Regions from separate parts of the Mus musculus genome. Here all the other regions are linked to region 1. The links are chromatin loops, found by intact Hi-C in ENCODE. Cell type or tissue: left cerebral cortex. All regions are shown on one strand.

Region 1 (5,000 bases):
AGCTGTCTTCTGACACTACTATCTGAAGAGGGCATCAGATCTCATTACGAGTGGTTGTGAGTCACCAGGTGTTTGCTGGGATTTGAACTCAGGATCTTTGGAAGAGCAGTCAGTGCTCTTACCTGCTGAGCCATCTCACCAACCCCCTCAACAAGAATTTGATTATAAAAATTGAACCCTAAAAATACATTATAAATTTAACTACATTCTTATTTTAAATTGGTTGTTCTAAATGTAAGAATTTAGAAATTACAAATTCCTTGAGACTGTTTTTTGTTTTTCTCTGCATAGTTTTTTTTTTTTTTTTAATTGACATTTAATACTTTTAAAACAATCATGGGGTTGGAGGCTGGGAAGATGGCTCAGCGGGTAAGAGCACTGACTGCTTTTCCAGAGGTCCTGGACTTAAATCTTGCACCCACATGGCAGCTCACAACTGTCTGTAACACAAGCATACATGCAGTCATACAAGCATAAACGCCAATGCACATAAAATAAAAATAAATAAATTAATGAAAAATTCATGGTCTCTAGAAGCAAATTAAGTTTTAAGAGCAAGGCTGACTATTGTGGTCTGCTTTTTCTTGCTTTGACTTCTTAAATTATCCCAAATATAGGAATGATTTTTTTTTTTCCAAGTCGGGGTTCTTTGTAAAGGCCTGGCTCTCCTGGAACTTGATCTGAAGACCAGGCTGGCCTCGGCCCCTGCGTGCTGGGAGTACAGGCATGCACTACTACCTCTGGGCTAGGAATTTTTAAAATTTGTTAGCGCTAAGGAAAATCCACTAGGATTTTTTTCATTATTATTATTTTACTTTGGGCAACAGTACAATTCTTGATCCATTGTGGGTGTGATCTTACAGTCAGATTCGCCAAGAAGAAAACAGGAAAGTAATTACACACTAGCTAAGCTGATACTTTTAGAACCTTTAGAGCAGAAACTGTAGTCTTTTTTTTTTTTTTTTGCAAAGAGACTGAAGCAGGAATATTTCAAGATCAAAGCCAGTCTGGACTACTTAGAAAATTTCAGGATAGCCCAGGTACTTCTTGATTGCATTGTAACCAAATAAATTTTGTTGTTGTTTGTTTTAAAGGCTATGGGGATATAGCTTGAGAAGAGTGGCTGTTTAGAATGTCAGGGTTTTGATTTTATGTAGGCTCATGTCCATACTTCAACACATCAAATTTATACAATTGAAAAATCAGACCAAATGAAGAGGAACCACAAGGCACAAGGTGTGAGTTCATTAAATTTTACAAAAGTTCCAGTTAAGTTCTGTAATGAGATAAAATTTAAGTATTATATAATTGGTCAGACAAATTTTTCTGACCAATTAATTGCCTGTCTTGGCAGAGACAGTGAACTTAAACAGCTTTTCTCACGTTTGAATGTCTGGGAAAACAATATTTTCTGACACGTAAGAACCATAAGAAATTACAGGGCTGATGTCTTTACCTAGTTCTATTGCTGTCCACACCATCACGACTATCTAGGCTGCTGAGGCTCTAAAGAACTTCAGAACAAATGTCACCCCCGCCCCCCCCACACACACTTTTTTTCCCAGAGACTTTGTATTATTCGATTTTAGTGCCCCGTACGGCTCACACTTTGAATCGGAAACACGAAATCCTAATTTTACAGGCTTTTCTCCATATAGCGTAAATTACACGAATGACCAAGGTGACAACATGCAATGATGGCAAGTGGTTTGCTTTTCAATGCCCTATTTAAGAAATAAAAATAAAAATAAGAAAGCCCAAACCAAGCCATCGAAAGGATTTCCAATTCCTTGATTTCAAAGGAGACAACCATGTATGCTGTCCTCCTGATTGAGGAGGCAGAAGCTGGAGTTAACTCGTTGGTATTTCGTTTTTAGATTTCGGGAGGAGAGTTTTTTATACAGGGAGAAAGAAGGAACAGGCAGAGGAAGGCCTTGTCGGTTTGGCAGCAGCCGGTCTTGCTCTGCTAGGAGGGGTTTGGACACAGCCCGGTTTTGTGTGAGCCGGCGGCTGTCACGCTGGGGACTCAGCGGGGACCCGCGTGGGGAAGAAGGCGTTCCTGATCCGCATCCTGATCCGCTCGGCGACCGCGCCACCGGGTGCAGTAGCTGCGGCGGCGGAAGCGCGTGGTCTCCCGGGTCCGCCGCAGGGCCGTGGTTTCTCCCGGGGCACAGAGCCCTGGCTGAAGCCGGAGCAGCCATCTTTCACCCGGGCACGGCCTGTGCGGCCTCCCGCCCGCGAGCCACACCCCCGCGTGGGCCTGCGCCCTCGCCACTCACCGGCCGCATCACTGGACTCTGGCCCGGTGCGGCTGGAGTCGCCGAACACGGTGAGGCTGAGGTTGCTCAGGCGCTGGCGAACAGGGTCCGGCAGCTCCATGCCTGGCCTGCCCGCTGGCCTCTCACACACCCGCTAGTCGGCGGGCACAGCGGCGCGTGGCGGTTCCCTTGGCAACCGGGCAGTGCGGGGCCCCTAGGGACCTGGTACCTGGGCTTCCCCGAACGCTACAGAATCCTCCAGAGGCTTCCCCTTGGAGAGGCGAGCCAGGGCCACGGGCCCGCAGCCTAACGTGGCCTAGTGCTGCTGAAAATGGCGGGTTCCTCCGTCTTGCTTTAAAGCCGCGTCGTCTTAAGATGATCACAAGTAATAAGCCATTCGGACCTGGGCTGAGCCACAAGGAGCTCTCACACCATAGCAATTCCTCTGCAAAATTGGTGCACCATTTCTTGAGGGAAATGGAAAACGAACATAGATATTTTAAAAAAATGCCCTTGACATTCTTTTTATTATTATTAGATATTTTCTTTATATACATTTCAAATGCTATCCCGAAAGTTCCCTATACCCTCCCTCTGCCCTCCTCCCCTACCCACCCACTCCCACTTCTTGGCCCTGACATTCCTCTGTACTGGGGCATATAAAGTTTGCAGTACCAAGGGGCCTCTCTTCCCAATGATGGCCAACTAGGCCATCTTCTGCTACATATGCAGCTAGAGACATGAGCTCTGGGGGTACTGGTTAGTTCATATTGTTGTTCCACCTATAGGGTTGCAGACCCCTTCAGCTCCTTGGGTGCTTTCTCTGGCTTCTCCATTGGGGGCCCTGTGTTCCATTTTATAGATGACTGTGAACATCCACTTCTGTATTTGCCAGGCACTGGCATAGACTCATATGAGACAGCTATGACAGGGTCCCTTCAGCAAAATCTTGCTGGCATATGCAATAATGTCTGGGTTTGGTGGCTGATTATGGGATGGATCTCTGGGTGGGGTATTCTCTGGAAAGTCCATCCTTTCGTCTTAGCTCCAAACTTTGTCTCTGTAACTCCTTTCATGGGTATTTTGTTCCCTATTAGAAGGAGGAATGAAGTATCCACCCATTGGTCTTCCCTCTTCTTGATTTTCTTGTGTTTTGCAAATTGTATCTTGGGTGTTCTATGTTTCTGGGCTGATATCCACTTATCAGTGAGTGCATATCTAATGACTTCTTTTGTGATTGGGTTACCTCACTAAGGATGTTCCTCAGAAAATTGCCCTTGACATTCTTAAGAGGGTGGATGAGCCAAGCATACCTGCTTCAGAAGACAGGGAAATAACTTAAAAGTATTGAAAGCAGTTGTTTCTGGAATATAGGTGATTTTAAAACTAAAAATATCAGCCTTTCCCTGCTTTCTCTTAAGACATATCATTTTAGCATTTAGAAGGCAGAGACAGGAGATCTCCAGTTTAAGGTTAGCCTGGGATACATTGCAAAATCCTCAAAAACCAAAACAAACCATTAGGTGTAATAGACATAAAGAAAAGCACAGTCGGATGTATTAGGTCCCAGGTCAGTCAACAGTATCATCATCTCCAGGAGCTACCCTTTCTCAGTTGCTTGTGAAGCAGTGGCCTGTTTTATACTTTATAGTAGACTGATTGCACATTCAAGTTTAAAAAGAAAATCTGACTTTGCTGTCAACATTTTTTATGAATTTTCTTTCATGTTGATAAGTTCCTGTGTAATTTCTACTTAGGAGCAGTTATGACAAGTGCCACTCTTGGTGAAAATGCTTGTTGATGAACATACATGTTTATGTTGAGTATAACATACACATTTATGTAGAGTGTAACCTACATGTTTATGTTGAAACATACATGTTTATGCCAGTGTAACATGTTTATGTCGAATGTGTCCGGGGAAGTGCTGAGGCAAGTGGTATGTAAGACCAATTTTATTGGGATCTGCCAAGGCTTTCTCAAAGAGGTTTCAGCAAACTCTCCAGCTATATTCGAACATTCCTGTCACTCTGTGAGCTTTACCAAGACTTATATTCCACTCTTCCCTTTTAATCTTTCTGGTAAAGGGTTCTGGGCCTAGAGATATCTCAGTGGTTGCCAACACTCATTGATCTTGCAGAGGACCCAAGTTCATTTCCCTTTACCCACATGGTGACTCACAACCATCTCTAACTCCATCAGAAATCTCTTTCTGATCTCCAAGGGCATCGAACACACAAGTGGTGTACAAACAAAACTTCAGGCTAAATTCGTGTAAAATGAATAAATCCAATTTTAAAAGTCAAGATCATGGCAAGCAGTAACATTTTACAATTCTTTTCATAAAATATAGTTCTTGTTCTGAAGGGAGTAAGAAAGAATCTATTCTGAGCTAACTATGAGTGCCTGTAGCCTGGTAACGTGGATTCAGGTCATCCTAATAATGTTTGTACTATTAGAGAATGCAAGATAGCCATAATGCATCTACTAAATACATTACTGGCGATGTTGGGTAGGCAGGTCATAGCAAAGCAGGGACATCTCTGCCACAGGCCTCACATGCTGGGAGTTTCCAGAGTATGTGTTGTGCATTGGGTTCATTGCTATTTGTGTCGATTCAGCTCCCAAAATGTCTGTGCTGAGGCTCCCTGCCCCAACTTGGCTCTGATTAGGAAATAAAGTTGCCATCGGCCAATGACTGGGCAGGGAGACAGAACTTTAGATTTCCCAGGCAAGGAAGCA
Region 2 (5,000 bases), 290 kb after region 1:
CATTCAGTTGGGTGCTGGGGTTAGAGGTGGCCATTCAGTTGGGTGTTGGGGTTAGAGGTGGGCATTCAGTTGGGTGCTGGGGTTAGAGGTGGGCATTCAGTTGGGTGCTGGGGATCAGAACTACAGTCCATGTTTGAGTAGCAGGTGCTTCAGCTGTTGAACTGTCTTGCCAGCCCAAGAATTAGGACAACTGTCATAAATTATGAACCACCTAATGCCAAGGAATGTCGTGTAAATCTAAACCTGGAACAAAATGCTGTATGCACTCACTGGGAAGATAGATTAGAAGTTAGGCAGATCATCTGTTTCAGTTTTAAGATGGGTTTAAACAGTCAAAAATAGATTTGAGAATCTTCTTCTTTATCTATGCAGATGTTTTAACTCTATCAAAGTGTGTTAACTCTTTCCTCTAGAAAGTTCAGGTTCACTTTATACAACACCAACAGGGACACTTGTTGGTTAAGTGAGTCTAATGTAGGCAACCTTTTTTTCTACTTATCCTCTCTGTCCACTATATCATTGTTTCATTATGACAAAATAACTTCGCAGTGCATAATTACTGATTATAGCTAAACCTGGTGCTCATTGCAAGTCCTGATGAATGCAAGAAAAGACCCCTCAGCAGTCTCCTGGAACTGTGCTGAAGGAAAGGACGGTATGAGAACACCATGCTGTCACAGGGGTAGGTCTGCCGGGCAGTGGGAACACCATGCTGTCACAAGGGCAGCCCTGCTGGGCAGTGGGAACACCATGTTGTCACAGGGGCAACTCTGCCGGGCAGTGGGAACACCATGCTGTCACAGGGCAGCTGTGCTGGGCAATGGCTGCTTCGTTTACATCGATATTTATTTTCCATTGTCTCTTTAAAACAACTTTTTGTTTGAGATTTTTATTTTCCAAAACAAAGCTTATCTGTGTATTCCTAGTTGTAGATCATGCTGGCCTGGAAGTCAGTGATGGGATTAGAAGCATGTACTACTTGCCTGGATAAAACCACTGTGTTTTAACTTTGCCTGTGCCAGTGTAACTGATACAGGTCAGTCTGGTCTACTCTGTTGTTTTCATAAGTGAGTTCTTGAACCTCTCTAAGGTTCATAATAAGTGGGCTTGAACTTCTAAGGCCTTTTAATGCTTTGGTCTGTTAGTGTAATTATATAACTAGGTTTTCATACATTGGCGAAATAGTCACTTTGAAAGATGATATATGCTTTAGGAACAAGTTATAAAAGTAAATTAAAAATCACAGTCAAATCTGGAGTCAAATCCTACATTCACCTCTAAAACATAGAAAAATTAGATTGAGAACATTTTGGATTCACAATGCATTTCTGTTGTCTTTGTTTCATTTAAAGTAAATTAAAATTTACTATGTTATATTGTGGGTGTTGGTAATATTTAGGAAACAAAAAGTTAACAACACTAAGCTAAGAAACTGTGTAAAGCCCTAATGAAGTTCATTAATAAGCACTAAACACAATTTTGTCGTCAGTGTTCTTCTATTATTGCCCACTTCCCTCTTCCAGTCAGATCACAGAAGAGGGATTCTGTTGTAAACATGTAATAACCAAGCCCATCTCATGGGCCATCTGATTAACCAACGAGACAATTACTAGCCTGATCTTAGACCTTTTCTTTTAAACCCAAAATCAATAAGTTTGCTCTACCTAACATCTAACCAGGCATTTCTAACTTTGAAATTAACACACGGAGCAGTATTCATCCATGTGCTCAGCAGTAAGTATTCATGGACCATGTAGTGTGTTGCACTGTCCAGGCACTGGAACTAAAGCTGTCTATGAAGCAGGTAGAAGAGCTCTTCCTCATTCTTCTAAGGTGGAAAGAAAGAATAAAACTTAGTGAAACATAAGTCGTCAAAAGAAACAGACGTTAAACATAAACATATAGTGTGTTATGTTAGTGAGTCTCATCCTTTAAAGGCCTCCAAAAAGAATTTAGTATTCTTATCAATTAAAATATTTTAATAAGAAAGTTGGTAATATATTTTATAAGATGGGAAAATTTTGCAATTTGGGGACGTTGCATAAATCTTTTCCTGAGTTGTAGCTCCCCCTAGTGGTAAGTGATAGATTTGACTGGCCTGGAAATAATGTAATTTCTGTAGGTAGGTTATCATGAAGCATCTTTGTCTATGCATAAGCTTACACTTTAAATTGCATCAACATTTTATATAAAATATTTAGCTAAAGTGCTAAATTCTATTGTAAAATATGGATTTTGGTTGCAAGTCAGTTAATACATTTTCCTGATACTGAAGGGCAGGTATCAGAAAAAGAAACTAAAAATCCTTTTGACTTTGAAAGTGTTTCAAGATGTAATGAGTTCTTAGAATTGTTTTTATTTTTTTTTGAAACAGTCTGTCAATATTTTAGTCTTTTCTTGAACTCATGGTATTCTTCCTGTCTGGTCTTCCTGCATGCTGAAATTCCAGGTATAGTCTACCATTCCTGGCTATAATATTAAACTTATACTAGATACTAAATATCCCATTAAAACGAAGTCTCAAGTATACCACCCTTACAAGTCTGCTGGGGACATCCACCCTAGCAGGTGCTATGTGGAGTGCTTTATACTGTATCTCATTTTCTCAGTGCAGTAGATTATGGGTTAGACATGTAGCCCTACTTTAAAAATATTGACACCTAAAGAAGGTGAAGGATCTACTAAGAGTTATGTGGTTAACACGTTAGGATTTCATTCAGTCTCATTTTTCTCCAGGGTCTTTTTCTTAATGCCTGACTCAGTAGTTGCCTCCCTGAATGGTAGAGGTGATAGGTCACTTGGGGTGGGAGTGTGTGGATATTTCATTTGGTAATATGTTTGCTGTATAGACCTGAGGATCTAGGACCTGAGTTTGGATCCCTAGAATCATGAAAATTGGGGCAGCATGTGCCCAGTGCCTGTGGTGCTCGGTGCCTGCAGTGCCCAGTGCCTAGTAGGTAGACACAAGCTGACTACTGGAGCTCTCTGGACAGTCTGCTGGACCAGACTGCGAGCACTGGATTTCAGTGAGAGACCTTGTCTCTATAAATAAGGTGCAGAACAATTGAGGAAAACGCTTGCTTTTGACCTCTGGCCCCCACATGCATGCATATGAATACATATCATAAACACCTATCATCTGCATACAAACACACTAAAAATCAGAGATTGAAGAATCAGAGGACTTTTTAATTGGCCATCTTTAGCGGTAAATCTGTGAGGAAGTATATATTAGATTTTAAAAGGTAGGCTTTTAATATTTATATTAGATTCAGAAGCTATTTGGAGTAATTACTTGGTTGTTATTAGACAGTGTGAAATGGAGTTTTGGGATTTATTACTCATAGAAATTCATTTTCCTTGAGGTAATCTTTTTTATGTAATGCATTTTATATGTAATGAATTTCATACAAAATTCCCAATTTTGTATGTCTGAGTTTGCTTCTTGGAACTGAAAAGCTACTTGTATACAAACAAAACTTTTCAGGCAAGTCTACCACAAGCTGTGTGGCAGTAGATATATGATGTAAATTGTTTTTGTTGTTGTCATTTGAGACAAGATCTCTCTACATGGCCCTGGCTGTCCTAGAACTCAGTATATAGATCAGGCTTACCTTCGGCTTACAGAGCTCCACCAGCCTCTGCCTCCTGAATGCTGGGGTCAAAGGTCTGCACTGCCATGCCCGGCTTGTGATTTAATTTTTATAGTATCTGAGTATTCAATTATACAATGCTGGAGTTGATGTCTCCTTTTTAGGTTATTAAGGATTAGAAAAAACATATATAAAGCATATGAAGGTGTGTGTGTGTGCATGTGCACACACGTACACATGCATATATAAAACTTTCTTTTCTTGAGAGCTTTAAAACAAAAAACCCTAGATTTCTAAATTAATAATTTCAAATTAAATTTTTTCTACTTCTTTTATTTATGTGTTCCATAATTTCTAGACCTTATCTTTAACTAAAGAGCTGATAGTCTCACTAAGATTTTCACCCTTTGGTTACATCTGTCTCCTTATAAATTAAGAAGTGGCTTTAAAGTAAGTGTGCTGAGAACTCGTTAGTGTCTAGCATTGTACCTTTGTGTGTGACCATTTACAATACAACACATGGACGTACTTCAAAACATGAGTCTGAATTGTCTTTATTTGGGATATTTGCATCTCATTTATCCATTCCTAGTGTAATGAGAAATGCCTAGTTCGGGTCAGTGTTGCCATTGTTAGTCTGTGATTAGTGTTGTGTCAGAGCATTTTTTAAAGAATAAAAACTTTTTGGACATTTTTTTATAACCCAACTAAATTCAGATGTAATATATTTGAACATACAGATTTTAGTTTAGCTAAATGTTTTTGTTCTTTTAATATCGCTTGGTTTTGAGTGAACTGAAAAAAAATGTATAATGATAAACCAATCTAGTTGAATTCGCTCATTTAATGTGTGCTTTCTGTTCACCCAGACATGGTTTTCCCTGATACTTTTTTTTTTCTATGAAATTGGGATAGTCACACATCTACAGTGTCTAGCATCTCTAGCTGTAGAGTGAATGTTCTTAGTGATATAAAATACTGTATCTGCTTTAAGCCAAGGCAGCCTTGTGTTTGGTGATATAGAGTAGCTTGTTCGCAAGAAGCTTACTAATAAGGGCCTAGCTAGGGATTCCAGGAAAAGGACGCTCAGGAGCGTTAAAGAACAACAAAGATGGGAGAAGCTAGGAAAGGCTTCCTAGAGTAAGTGGCTACTGAGTTCATCTTTCAAGAAAACAAAAACAAAAACAAAAAACAAGTTAGGCAAATGAGATTCTAAGCAGAGGGAAGAAGAGTCAGCACAGAAAGGGCAAAAGTTCCAAAGGGGAGAGATAATTGGTAGGAAACAAAAGTGACTCAGAGAAAATAGCTCTCCAACTAGTGATCCGCAGGCACCTTCTGTGTGTGTGTGTGTGTGTGTGTGTGTGTGTGTGTGTTACACTGTTAACCCATGGATTTCATAGTGCAGTT
Region 3 (5,000 bases), 72 kb before region 1:
CTTCAATCCTGAGAGTTCCAGAAGGATGTCTCCCTACACAGCACTAGGGACAGCATGTCAGAGAACCAGTCCAACTCCACCCCGTCCCCACCGGGCCAGCTGCTGGGAGTGTCACGGCCTTCTGAGGGTCTTTTGCTGACTAGACATCTGCCTCATACCTATCCTAGCACACATTGGGCACACCCATACCTTGTGATGGTGCATGGTGATGAGCAGGTGGACAGACAATGGCCACACATTTTCAGACAGTTTCAGGAAGCAAGGGCTGGAGCCCAGTAGACAGAGAACATAGCAGAAAAGGAACGGACTTAGTTATCTGTTAACATCCAAAAGGGATCAGAAAGGCATGCTTGGTTGTGTGGGAAAGCTTTTGCTTGCTTTGGAAACGTGTACTAAGGGAGAGGTCTAGACCTAGGCTGATCACTTCAGAAAGTGTAGAAGTGGGGGTGGAGGTGGGCACCTCACGGCAGGTGTACAGAAGGATTGGGAACTTCAGTGGCCTGGGGTTGTCATACTGAAGACAGAGAGGTTGTTGGAAAGGAGTGGCCTTCATTGGTGGTTTTTTGGATGAGCCACCTGTCAGGTCTCAAGAACTCTCAGAAAGATCCTTACTTTACTTCTTCCGTGTGAAATCAAGAAAAGGGGGTGGGGGGAAGAAAAGAAAAGAAAAATCCTGATTTTCTTTTAATAGTAATCAAAACTTCCAAAATAGTTGGTTTTTTTAAGTCCATTTCTTTAATAATACAATTAGGTGTATAGGGATATTTAAATGTGACCTACATCTGGCAAGTACAGCTCTAAAATGTTTGCAGTCACAGTGTCTTATGTCCATGGCCTGTGACCACTCTCCCAGGGCTCACCCACAGTCTGCTCTTCTCTCTGAGTCTTTCTACAGGCCAGGAAGCTTGGTGGCATTCCTGCAAAGATGGTAGCAGGTGGGACCTTAGCGGAATTCAACAGGAGACAATAAATCTGGAGCTAGGTGGTGAGACAGTAGGGTAAGGTCCCTGTGCCTGCCTCTGAGAAGCTCTGTGATCCTGGGAAACCAGGCTGAGGGCAGATTGGAGTGCTCTGGGGCTGGAAGCTTGATAGAGTTGCCCAGCACAGGTCTTTATGTCCCATATCTCAGAACACTCCCCTATGCCTACAGGCTAACAAGGAGACCCTGGCCATTCAGCCTAGCAGGAGGCTCTGATAGGTGATTTCCTCCTTCTACTCATCCTTGGCCCTTATTTACCACCCCACTGGTCTTGGAAACAGTCTTTGTACTATAAAACGATGATAATGAAATGAATAACAACAACCTATCTTTACATCATCTTTCTACCCTGCTGCTCATCATAATCATTTGGAAAAAAAAAAGATCAAGTGCCTTGGCCCCACCTATGTAAAGGACTATGTAAAGTCCCTGTGCAGTGAATCGAGAGCCACTACCTAGGCATGAGGATGACAGGGGGAAACAATGGGAAGGGGCTGCTGAGCTGAGTGTAGTCCCTCGATGGTTTCTGCTGATAGCCAGATCAGGGCTGTTTGCTTGCGGCTGGCTGGCAGAGGACAGGAACCCACAGGTCCTAAGCAGATACTCTGGTGAAATAGGTTTCAGTCCCTTGGGACTTCATGGCCTGCCTCCAAGGGCACTGTGTGGGGGCAGCACAGCAGGGGAAGTGTGGACAGCCAAGGGCAGAGATCCTCAGTGGTGGGCCCGAGGGAGGCAAGGGCTCCCTGCCCGCCCATTTCCAGCCTCTTGACCCAGCTTCAACAGCGCTCCTGCTGTTCCCGCGCCTCTCCTCGCCAGTCCTAGGTCTCCCAGTTTGTCACTCCCATAAGAGAAATTAACAGTTTGCCAGTCTGCATATAAACAGGAAAGCAGGCTGTTAACAGGAGCTTCCTACCCTGCTGCCAAGCCCAAGCCCAGTGTCCTCCCCTCCCCAGCCTGTCAATTGTGACGAGGAGAAAAGGAAGAGATGTGACAGCGACGTTCTCTGGACGCTGGCTGGGCTCCCTGAATGCGTTTGTGTGTGGGAAGGGGGTGGGGGTGGGGTGGGAGCTGACAGCTGGGTCTGCAGCTGGCTGGTTTCGCCTATTTTTGTTGTTGTTGTTGTTGGGGGTGGGGGGTGGGGGCGGCTGGCTGCTGATTAAATCAGAAACAAAGCACTACCACATTGATGGCTGTGCACACCAATGCTGTTGAGCTGCAGAGAACAATTAATTGCCATATCATAGGATGTGTGCGTGAGGTCAGGAAGGCAGTTGGGAAATGTAAAAATGCAGCGAAAAGTGTGTGCTTGTGCTCATTAGAAGCCTGCTTTCTATAGGCCCCAAGACCTCAGTGGTGACAGAGGCCCAGTTACCTCCTGCAGCCATCTCAACTGGGGTGGTCTGGCATGCCGATGAGCTACAGATGGGTCACACACTGCCAACAAGTCAGGGAGCCTCTCGGCTTTGGCAGATTCATCCATTCACTAGAAACCACAGTGCAAAAGATGCTCGTCTTCTCTGTAGGTTGAAATATGAAGAAGAGCTGCCTCTTCAAGGTTAGTTGTGGCCTCTATCTGGTATCATACAGGTCAGAGTCTGATTTTTAATTTATTTTATTTTATGTGTGTAAGTGTTTTGCTTGCATGTATGAGTGGGATCATGGTGACAGTGAGGGTCAAAAGACATTATCTCATTCTGTGGAGCCGGAGTTAAATATGGCTCCAGGTGGGTGCTGGAAACCAAAGCCAGGTCCTTTGCAAGAGCAACAAGTGCTCTTAACCGCTGAGCTGTCTCTCCAGCACCATATTAAAAATTTGTGCAAATGCATGTGCTCACACATCCACATGTATGTGAGTGTGTGTTGGCACATGGGCATACCCGTGTGTGAGAAAGTCAAGGGACTACATTGGCTGTTATTCCCAGTATCATCATCCACTTCCTCTGAGACATGGCCTCTTAGTAGACTTGTGTTGGAGTGATGTTTTTATGCACTGTGTAAAGATTGTCTCTGTATTACACAAGGCTGATTTCTGAACCTGCAGAGGTCCGATTACAGGCTGGACTTGGTATTGTTAAGCATCGTCTGTCTTCGTGATTTGTAAACACTCTCTCACTCATTCTGATTGGTTTATTAAAAAGCTGATGGCCCATAGCAAAGGCAGGAAGTAGAAGGTGGGACTTCCAGGAAGATCAGAACTCTGGGAGAGAGTTAGATTAGCCAGGGAGATGCTGAGAAGGAAGCAGGCTGGAACTAAGACAGAGAAGTAACTAATGAGCCATGTGACAGAATTTAGAATAAGTTATGAGCTAGTCGGGAACAAGCCTAGGCATAAGACCTAGGCATTAATAATAAACATGTCTCCATGTCCTTATTTGGGAGCTGGTAGTCCCAAAGAAAATGCCATAACAGACTTGAGCTCACCAGTGAACCTCAGAGATCTTCCAGTTTGTGCCTCTCCAGCACTGAGAATCAAAGTCAGGACCTTCAGTGCTTCATTGAAAGAGTTTCTCCCCAGCCTCAAGCTCTATTTTTTTTTTTTTTTTTTTGGTCTGGTGTTATTAGACGCGTTCTCACGACCGGCCAGGAAGAACACCACAGACCAGAATCTTCTGCGGCAAAGCTTTATTTCTTACATCTTCAGGAGCAAGAGTGTAAGAAGCAAGAGAGCAAGAAGCAAGAGAGAGAAGCAAGAGAGCGAGAAAAGCAAGAGAGAGAGAAAACGAAACCCCGTCCCTCTTAAGGAGCATTCTCCTTCGCCTCGGACGTGTCACTCCCTGATTGGCTGCAGCCCATCGGCCGAGTTGACGTCACGGGGAAGGCAGAGCACAAGTAGTCATAAGATACCCTTGGCACATGCGCAGATTATTTGTTTACCACTTAGAACACAGCTGTCAGCGCCATCTTGTAACGGCGAATGTGGGCGCGGCTCCCAACATCTCCCCCTATCCTTTTAATAAGAGCAAATAGGCCACCCATATTAATGAGAGTGGAGATAGAGGTCAAATCCCCAGTGTGTAGGTAAAGGAGCCATGTACAGGATTAGCTCTTAGGCTTACAGGCTTTTACCCAGAGCGACCCTGACCTGCTCCCGTGTCGTTTTGCCTGGGGGAAGGGAACTAGGACACTGAACCTTCATGAAAGATGACATGTCTCCCTAGAATAGGCTCATATATGCCGCAGAGCCTTTCCATTGCAGTGCTTAGCCTTGCAACTCTCTCGGGCTGCTGAAGCACACTCACTCTATCCCGTGCAATGAGACTAGCCTCGTGGGATATAAGAGCTGAGTGGCCAGCGACCTATTGCCTAAGCATAGATATATCAGGGGAAGCTCCATGTTCTAGTCCTGCAAGCGCCTGGGCAATAACCACCTTGTCTCTCCTAGTTTAGGCCTTAAGCTTACAGACCAATCAAAGAAGCAACACTAATCCACAGCAAAGTGTATCTCCAAATAATATTAATCCCACCCATTTTTTAAAGAAAGAAAATGCTGAGGAGATCCAATTGGGTAATCCTTTGGTCAGGGACAGGTCCAAGCGCGTGGAGTTGACCTGAAGTCTCAATTCCCGAAGGATCTGTTCAAATTCAGCCATCCAATTCTGTAACATATACTGAAAAAGACTTTTTGACAAATTAGCTGCCCTAGTAAATTTAACATACTGAATGGAAATAACACACAATTCCGGAAACTTTTGTTCACATCCCAGCTGAGTTATTTGTCATAATACATCTAGTTGTATCTGGACAAGATCTATGAGTTGATTAACCAGCATGAGACCTCTCTGTATCTTGACATTAGCTGAGGCCTGTTCATCTATGACTGTAGTCACTGAGGCTGACAAAGTGTTAATGGTGTCAGTCGTCTGGACCTGTCCAGACAGAGCCAAGGCTGTCTGAATTAAGGCCAAACCCAGTTCCTAGTTAGTGGTAAAAAAGCAGGAGAATACTTGAGCATTATACATCACCGTCATTGGGAGTGGAAATGTCGACATTATCCCCCAACGCTGCTCTCTTTTTATTATTG

The links. Peaks named below come from ENCODE experiments on the same cell type or tissue, not always from the same donor. Only the 100,000 strongest peaks of a DNase experiment are listed, where the experiment ranks them.
Region 2: it touches region 1 in a loop (4-fold over the local background); 13 of 42 quality-filtered maps call a loop at or near these places.
Region 3: it touches region 1 in a loop (2.7-fold over the local background); 3 of 42 quality-filtered maps call a loop at or near these places.

Annotation. Positions count from the first base shown.
Region 1 is chr11:22,509,863-22,514,862 of GRCm38, reverse strand. It overlaps Tmem17 (transmembrane protein 17), which reads right to left and starts at 2,580. Exons shown (of 4, transcript NM_153596.3): 1 at 2,280-2,580. The coding sequence starts at 2,379. In left cerebral cortex, a CTCF peak has its summit at 2,413; DNase peaks (open chromatin) are centred at 1,484 and 2,128; H3K4me3 peaks cover 1,582 bases; H3K27ac peaks cover 1,701 bases.
Region 2 is chr11:22,222,896-22,227,895 of GRCm38, reverse strand. All of the region lies in intron 5 of Ehbp1 (EH domain binding protein 1), which reads left to right. Among named protein-coding and RNA genes, the nearest start is that of Ehbp1, 61 kb to the left of the region's middle. In left cerebral cortex, a CTCF peak has its summit at 2,080 (motif pointing left); a DNase peak (open chromatin) is centred at 2,068.
Region 3 is chr11:22,581,566-22,586,565 of GRCm38, reverse strand. It overlaps Gm51939 (a long non-coding RNA gene), which reads left to right and starts at 2,119. Exons shown (of 3, transcript XR_003949864.1): 1 at 2,119-2,534. In left cerebral cortex, no CTCF peak of the experiment used is centred here; a DNase peak (open chromatin) is centred at 1,898; H3K27ac peaks cover 264 bases.